Regions from separate parts of the Mus musculus genome. Here region 2 is linked to region 1. Evidence: chromatin loops called from intact Hi-C (ENCODE). Cell type or tissue: left cerebral cortex. All regions are shown on one strand. Each heading gives the region's core, and the rest is flanking DNA. Links, peaks and the distances in the headings are about the cores only. Region 1 overlaps 4932443L11Rik (a long non-coding RNA gene). Region 2 holds the start of Zfp958 (zinc finger protein 958).

Region 1 (4,394 bases), core at 171-4,170:
TGGAAGGCAGCTCTCCATTCGTTTCAGGTCAGCCAGAGCTAGATGGTGAGGCCCTGTCTGAAAAGAAGCAGAGGAAGTGCTGACACAGCAGTCATCATCTCACAGCAGGTCCAAGTCTGACTTGCCAATAGTCAGTCACCGATGGGAGAGGACCCTCAGAGGGTCCTGCCTATCCCTGTTGACCTTTGTGCTGTTCACGGTTTCTGAGAGAACTGGTTCAGTTATACACTCATGGGAAGCTCATTAAGACTACCCTGGATAAACTCTACAGTCACACACACACACACACACACACACACACACACACACAGAGTGAACATGGGAAATGTATCTGTAGGGGTGGGGGATGGAGGTGACAAGGAGTTTAAACAGAGTGGGGGTGAGAATAATCAGAATGTGTTGTGTACATACATGAGATTGTCAAATGGCAAATTTAGTTACTTTTAAGTGAGCTAGTAAAATGAGCAGATAAATCTCAAAAACAGAAATACAATGTTTAATTTTTTAAAATGAGGAGTGGAGATATGGTTCAGTAAGTAAGAACAATTCCTGTTCTCGTAGAGGACAAGTTTGATTCCCAGAACCTACACTGTGGCTCACAACTGTCTAACTCTAGTTCCAGGGGATCTCACTCCCTCTTCTTGCCTCTATGAGCACTGCATGCACATGGGCACATGCACACATAAAATTAAAATAAATAACTGAGTGGTGGTGGCACACACCCTTAATCCCAGCAAATCAGGAAGCAGAATCAAACAGATCTCCAAATTTGAGCCCAGCCTGGTCTACAGAGTGAGTTCCAGGCCAGTCAGGGCTAGATATAGAGGTAGAGGTAGAGGTAGATAAAATTATGTATGGAATATATTAGTCAGGGGTCTTTACAGAAACAGAACTGATAGAATGAATATATAGTAAAAGGGCTCTGGAGCTAGAGAAATGTCTCAATAGTTAAGAGTGCTTGCTATTCTTACTGAGGACTCAAGTTTGTTTCCTAGCTCACAACCACCTATACCTCTAGCTCCAGGGGATCTGATGTACTCTTGAGCCTCTATGGGCACTAGACATGCACTTGCCTACAGTTACATAAACATATACACATGAGTAAAAAGTAAAAATATAATTCAACGAGAAGGTCTTTTAGGTTAGCTTACATGAGATAGTCTGGGTAGCTCAATAATAACTATATTACACTGAAAAGAGTCACTATGCCAGGCTGTGTGCTTCATCCATCTCTGTGTGCTGAAGGCAGGAGGATTCCTGTAGAGCCTCTGTCTTCTGTACATGTTGGAAGCCCAAAACTGGGTCTTAACATCAGTAAAATATTTTAAGAGGCAAAAACAGGATAAACGAACTTACCAACAAAAGTAAAGCAAGAAGGGCAAGAAGAAGCAAAAACTTTCTCCTTCTGGAACCTCTCTCTAGGCTGCAACCAAACTCCCCCCCCACACACACACACACACACACACATTTACTGTGGATCTTCCCACTTAAAACAATCTGATCAATAAAAATCCTCAGAAAAATTCTATTGGCTTACCTTTAGTTGATTCCAGATCCAGTCATAGTGACCACCAAGACCAACTAGCATAGTCTATACAACATGAAAATAGAAGAAAACCTGCTTAGGCTGCAAAGGGGACTGACTGGAAGAGTACTGAGTGTGCAAGGTGAGGGGGTAGGGTATGAGCACTTCATAGAGTTTTGAGCAAATGCCAGCATGGAAAATGTCCTTGTAAAACCTAAAACAGAATATACACCAGAAACAAACAAACAAACTACAAAATACTAAGAGCAGCTGGTTAGGGTTGCTCACATCTAGAGGCTTTGGCAAGCAGATCTCTTTTGAATTTGAGGCCAGCCATGTCTAGATAGAGAATTCCAGCCCAGGCAGGGCTACACCGTAAGATCCTGTAAGGTTGGGCTGGAGAGATGGTTCAGCGGTTAAGAGCACTGACTGCTCTTCCAAAGACCCTGAGTTCAAATCCCAGCAACCACATGGTGGCTTGCAACCATCCATAATGAGATCTGACACCATCTGAAGACAGCTGCAGTATACTTAGATATAATATAATAATAATAATAATAAAAGATCCTGTGAGGTGGAAACTTGAGGGTTCTTTGGAAAATAAGTTGGATGATGTTTTGCTGGGGCAAACATGTGAAGGAATGTTTAGCTGAAGTGGGTACAGTGAAAGACTAAGGCAGACTCATGAAGGAACGTTTCACTGAAGCAGACACAGGAGAGAGGATGTTCTGTTAAAGCAAGCTCGTGAAAGGACATGCGATGATGGATTCTTTGCTAATGATATGCATGTATTGGTACACCTTACATTGAGGAGTTCAGTTCCATAGAAAGAAACACCAAAAACTTCTGGTGGTGTGCTACAGTCTCTTGCCGCTCCCGCAGACTTGGGCTGATTGGCAGAGTGATGTCAGCTGAGGCAAGACATATGTTGAGACAAGACCCGTGGAGGACATATGCTGTTTGGAGAGTACAAATAGGACTCTCTGGATAAGTGACAGAGGCTAAACTAGGCTTGCTTGTAGAATTTGCTGTGCAACACTTGTGGGTCTCTTCACTGATCTTTGCTTCCCTGAGAGAGGCATAGCCAAGAACTTCTCCTGGCATCCCTCTGGTCCCAAGGCTGAGGCCTGGCTGACTCTGCTAGGTCATGTCAGCGCTGTTGCTAACTAGACTCTACTGAACTGGACTGCTGATGGTGGGTGGTGGGCTAAAAAAGGAGGTTAAAGCATTTAAGAACCATCATTAAAAATAGACGTTAAAAAATTTTTAAAATTAAAGTCACAAAAAAAATTTTTTTTAACTAAAAAAAAAATTTTTAGTAGGGTTCATCACAATGCCTTAGTGAGTAAAAGTGCTTACTACTAAGTCTGGGGTACTGAGTTCAATCCTACAATCCACATGCTAGAAACAGAAAACTACTAAAAGGTGTCCTACAACCTAAACACACACACACACAGAGCACACAGAGACATTCTGCTTTTCCAGAAGACCCAAATTTATTTCCCAACACCCACAGGTCAGCTCATCTGTACACCCAGTCCAAAGAATCCAGTGCTTTCTTGTGGCCGCTCTGGGTACCAGGTACACACAAGGTGCACAGATATACATGCAGACAAAACACCCATACACATGAAATAAAAATAAAAACCAAACAACAAAGAGCGTGGGGATCTTAGCGAGTGAATCGTACGTAGATGGTACAGGGCCTGAGAGTATAGAAATAACCCCCTTGTCACACAGCCGTTTCCACCCTCCAGGAAAGAGGAAGGAGGTTTTCAAGACTCAGGAAGTAAGAGAACAAGTCTGGGAAAGGTGAAATGGAACAAGTTTCACCAGGGTCCCTCCTCCAAGGTCACGATAACACCTGCTGCTGCAGACGGAGAATAGGGCTCTGACCCACTTACAGCACTGCCTACAAGTCCTGCAGAGAGCTCTCAGGTGGCAGCTTCCTGGAGTCCTCAGCCATACTGGGGTGTTGTTCTGGTAACACAGCTGCCTCTGAGTCGTCCTGGCTCCTGTAAGTAACCCCAAGAAAACCTCAATGGTTCACCAAGCTGACTTGAGTCAAATTGTTACTTTGGTCTGTTGTGGATTCCCTATTTGGGGTGAGTCAAGTCAGGAAAGGCCTCAGTGTGGATGCAATGATCTGCTAAGAGAAAACAGTGTTCCTGATACAAGTGACTATGTACATGGAGAGTACCATGACACATGCCTAAAGCCCTGCTGTTTGGAAGGTTGAACCCAAAGGATCCCCTGAGCCCTGGAGTTTCAGGCCAGCCTGAGGAACAGACACCACCACCCCATCTCAAAACAATAAAAATTAACTAGGCTGGGGGTGTGGTTTAGTTGGTATAGTGCTTGCCTAGCATGCATGAAGCTGTGAGTTCAAGCCCAGCACCATATAAAACCTAACTGGTGGCACTGCCTGTATTTAAAGCTCTTAAGAGGTGGACACGGGAGAGTCAGAAGATCAAAGGTATCCTTGGCTACTGAGTGTATGACCACCCTGAGCTAAATGAGGTCTTGTCCCAAAAGGGGGGAAAAAACTTTTTTGTGGCACTGGGGATGAAGGCTTTGGTCTCATATATGCTTAGCAAGTTTTCAACTATTGAGCTACATCCTCAGATTTCCCAAAATTTCTTTTTAGCAATTAAAGAGGTGGCTCGGTGATTAAGAGTACTTGCTGTATTCCACAGAACCTGTTTGCTTCACAGCCTTCAGGTAGGGTAGCTCACAGCAGCTTGTCCAACTGCAGAGGGGCCAATTACTTCTTCTGGCCTCTTCAGGTGACATGAAGACAAACTGAACTAATTTAAAAAAATTTTTTTAAAATAAAAGCTGGATTGCGGTGGTGCATTCGTTTAATCAC
Region 2 (4,394 bases), core at 171-4,170, 450 kb after region 1:
GGTACTAAATGTTAAACAATAACTGACCTTAAAAATGTATTAATTTCTTCTTGGAAATTTGCCACTAGCCTTAGATGATTTTTATTGTGCCAAATAACAATGATGTTACTGAAAGGAAATAAAACTGTAATTCATGTAATGTATGTTAAATAGCCCAAAGAGTTGTTTGTGAGCTTTGAAACCTGGGGCTGAGAACACAGCAGAACAGACCAGGACATGCCCGGGCAAGCCCATCGCCTCCCTAGCTCCCACCCCTCTGACCTAAGTTAAATGTTACAGGCTGCTGATGTTTAAATGGACCAATCATGTGAAACCGCGCCAATTCCTCCCCCAGCCCCACTCCTTTTCTATAAAAACCCCTAGCTTCCAAGCCTCGTGGTCGAATCCACTGTCTCCTGTTGTGTGAGATACGTTTCGACCCGGAGCTCCGCCATTAAAAAACCTCTTGTTGTTACATCAAGGTGTTGTGTTCTATTCGCGATTCTTGGGTGCACGCCGAATCGGGAGCTGAGTGGGGGTTTCCCCACTGAGTTCTTTCATTACCTGTTCTATCCGTGATTGCGTCAATGAACACACTTTTTGAGAAGTTGTAATTCTTGGATGATTCTGTATTTTATTGTGCCAAATGACTATGATGATATATGTTCTATCTGACTGCTTCACTGAACACATCTGCTCAGAGTTGTAATATTTGTTTCTTTATGCATAAAAACCCTTGCATGAGGACTGCAAAATATATTCAGATTCAAACTGCCTCTGTGTTTGTTTTGTCACCGCCAAATCCTTACCCACCTAGCCTTCGAGGATCCTCTTCCCAGGAACCCTCATACCCGACTGGGGTGGTCCGTGGCAGGGCCTCCCTAAGGGCTGGCTGTGGTAGCTATTGGAGGACAAGAAAAAGTGCTATTGAAATGCGAATCTCTGCATATCTGGGAAAGGTCGGTCCTCGGCGTGGAAGCCTGGCCCAGGAACCACTATGCTCTGTCTCTTTAACACACTCTAACCCAAAGGGATGTGTTCCTGTCACTCAAGACTCATTGGCCAATCAGGTTCTCCAGGAAGGCCTCTCAGTCAGAAGAGGCGGGTTCTTCCGGGTGCCATACTGCAAGTCCAGCTCCGCCGCTGAGAAGCTCGAACGGTTCCGTGTGACGTGCTCTGTGTACTGCTGTTTGGTGCGGCTAGGAGAGCTCAGGCAAGCTCTGCAGTCACGGCATGGTGAGAGCAGGGTCACTTCCCCACGGCAAGGGGAAGAGCAGCCGGAGTGAGAGTGGTGGGTCCTCCCCAGAGGCTGGGTGGGAAGGCACAAGGACTTTGGAAATGCGGATCTTTGTATATCTGGAAATGGTCTGGCCCTGGACACTTCAGCACGCTCCAACCCTAACGGAGGTACTCAAGATGTTCAAGACTTGTTGGTCAATCAGGGCCTGCAGGCACACCTGCCAGTCAGAAGAGGAGGAGGGTCTCCCCCCCCCCCCCAGCTCCCCCGGGGTGCCCTGCTGCAGGTTCCGTTCTGTAGCTGAGCAGGTTTGACTGATCTGGTGTGCTGTGCTCTGTGTGCTGCTGCTGGATGCTGTGAGGGGAAATCAGACAAGATCCAAAATCTTGATATTGTGAGCGCAAGGTCATAGTCTGCAAAGGGGAGAAGCAGGCGACTGAGCAGCTGGGAGCTGGAGTGGTAGGTCCTTCCTGGGGCTGAGTGGGAAGCGGCAGCCTGTTGCACCCCCTCTGGTCTCTAGTCACTCCCTGGACCTCGTGGTGGCCTCAGAATTACTTCACTTTGGAGGCTGGATCAGTGCATTTGAAGCAGGGTCTTCTGTGTAGAAACATCCTTGGCAGGAAGACAAACTTGGATAGCCCTAGTTTCTCTAGTGTCTTCTACAAGTTCTTAGCATTTAACATTTAGGTGTAAGATCCATTTGGAGTTAATCTTGTGGAGGTTGTACAAGGTATCTCAAGTGCTGTGTAGCAGCACTCCAATATCTAGCTGTAATGTAGAAGATGATGTGAAGTAGTTACCAGTGCTTAGAAAGAGTAAGTGATATCAAATAATTTTTTTTTCTTTGCTTTTTCGAGACAGGGTTTCTCTGTGTAGCTCTGGCTGTCCTGGAACTCACTTTGTAGACCAGGCTGGCCTCGAACTCAGAAATCTGCCTGCCTCTACCTCCTAAGTGCTGGTATTAAAGGCGTGAGCCACCACCGCCCGGCTATCAAGCTAAGACTTCCTACAGAGAAGTAGTATGCTAACCAGACCTGTTAGAGATTAAGATGCTAGGATACACATGTTTGTTGACTAGGATTGTCCTGAAATATGGTTCCAAACCATAACAAAGGACACTCCCCTGATTTACAACCAGCCACTAGGTCTAAAAACAGGCCTCTATCAAGCTGCTCTCAGGGGGCATTACAGGGTCATAACCAACTGGTTAAGAGCACTGACTGCTCTTCCAGAGGTCCTGAGTTCAAATCCCAGCAACCACATGGTGACTCACAACCATCTGTAATGGGATCTGATGCCCTCTTCTGGTATGCATGAAGACAGCTACAGTGTACTCATATAAATAACAAATAAGTAAATCTTTAAAAAAGAAAGAAAGAAATACTGTATTAAAAAAAAAGACCTGATGTACTCTACAGGTATATTTTCTTCTTGTTCTGCCATATGGGCAAGAGTACGCTAGGTGATAACTCTTTGAAAGGAAAGGGCTTGGTTGTGTTGAGGGCTGTCCTGATAAAGCAAGGCTTTCCATGAAGCCCTCATGTATGGAGAATGACATAGCTTTTTCTCAGGCCCAGGAACATGCATTCAGAGCTAGTAACAGTCTGAGGCCTAGGACTTGGCAGCTTTCCTTAAGGCCCTGATTTATTGAGAATAAAATAGAGCTCCTTCTCTGTAATGGTTTGACTGTGCTTAGCCCAGGGAGTGGCACTTTTAGAAGGTGGTGTCCTCCTGGAGTAGGTGTGGCCTTGTTGGAGTAGGTGTATCACTGGGTTTGGGGGTTAAGACCCCCATCCTAGCGGCCTGGAAGCCAGTATTCTGCTAGCAAGCTTCAGATGAAGATGTAGAACTCGCAGCTCCTCCTGCACCATGCCTGACTGGATGCTGCTATGCTCCTGCCTTGATAATGGACTGAACCTCTGAGTCTGTAAGCCAGCCTCAATTAAGTGTTGTTCTTACAGGAATTGCCTTGGTCATGGTGTCTGTTCACAGCAATAAAACCCTAAGTAAGACACTCTCTAAAGCCATGACTATATTTGGGAGAGCTGGTAGTGGTCTAGAGCCAGGGCCTTTCAGGAGAGGTTGCTTCAGCTCTTCCCACCACAGTGGGCTGTGGCTCTCAGTCCCATGGCTACTGTGGGTTTGGTCAATATTGTTCTTGAAAGACCTTGTGTTCCCCTGTCCAGCCCTGTTTATTAAACTCCTCCTAAGTTTGTCCTTTGTATGATATTTTCTGCTGACTTCAAAGAAGTCTCCCATTTCCCCTGGAAGTAGTATAGAAAATACTGTTCTTACTAAGAAGCTTACTTGGTATAAAACAGCTTGTGTAAGGCCTCCTCACCCCAGCTTTTATATTTTCTATCTTCTACTTTTCTTATCTTTTTTATCTGGAACCTTCTACTTGGCACCCTGTCACTTAGTTTTGAGGACCTGTCACTGTAGTTTGAGGACACTGGTGTACTTAAGGGATAATTCTGGGAATATTTTTACTGTGTATATCTCCTGTCTGTCTAAGTGGCTAGACTTGGCAGTCTCCAGTTCATATTTAAATTGTTCAAAACATAACCTGGGGCCTGAACCTAAAGAGGCGTAAGGGTGATAGCGTATGTAGAATACAGAATCTGTTCTAGGATGGCTCCTCTTTTACTCTTAGCCAGAGCTGAATGCATGCAATTTTGAAAGGGATTTTCATTATCCTTTAATTGTGTATGGGATGATTTTTCCCTGGGAAGAGGTTCTAGGACAGGTGCATCTTCAGTCTTTTGTAAACGAGAAATGTTTCTGAGTCAAGCTATGTTGACTCAGGTCACCTTGATCCTAGTCAGTTGATCCGCAGGGCAATGACCTTGCTTGATTCAGTTTCCTAAATTCTAAGGATAAATGGCTATGTTACAACAGAGTTTTAAAAAATCACTCATTTGAGTCATGACCATTGCACTAACAGGAAAAGGGTTTGCATGTGGAGCATGGCTTTTGTCTTCAGACCAGAATAGGAGGAACAGTTTGCTGTACACTGCAGGGGAAGCAGGGGAGGCAGTAACTAGATCGCAGACTGCTGCGGAAGGGAGTCAGTGCACCATTCTGAAGAAGAACCTTAGTTAGGCAGGGTGAGTGGTTTTGTAATTTCCTATCATGTGTTAATTCATGCATGTGAATGAAAGCAGATCAGATTGGTGGT

What was found. Peaks named below come from ENCODE experiments on the same cell type or tissue, not always from the same donor. Only the 100,000 strongest peaks of a DNase experiment are listed, where the experiment ranks them.
Region 2: it touches region 1 in a loop (2.0-fold over the local background); 7 of 42 quality-filtered maps call a loop at or near these places.

Annotation. Positions count from the first base shown.
Region 1 is chr8:4,159,520-4,163,913 of GRCm38, forward strand. 4932443L11Rik (a long non-coding RNA gene) reads right to left here. Exons shown (of 5, transcript XR_003947498.1): 5 at 2,854-3,540. Among named protein-coding and RNA genes, the nearest start is that of Evi5l, 4.8 kb to the right of the region's middle. In left cerebral cortex, for the core only: no CTCF peak of the experiment used is centred there; a DNase peak (open chromatin) is centred at 2,505.
Region 2 is chr8:4,612,064-4,616,457 of GRCm38, forward strand. It overlaps Zfp958 (zinc finger protein 958), which reads left to right and starts at 1,107. Exons shown (of 4, transcript NM_145591.5): 1 at 1,107-1,215. The coding sequence starts at 1,213. In left cerebral cortex, for the core only: a CTCF peak has its summit at 2,552 (motif pointing left); DNase peaks (open chromatin) are centred at 614, 1,061 and 1,665; H3K4me3 peaks cover 1,908 bases; H3K27ac peaks cover 1,281 bases.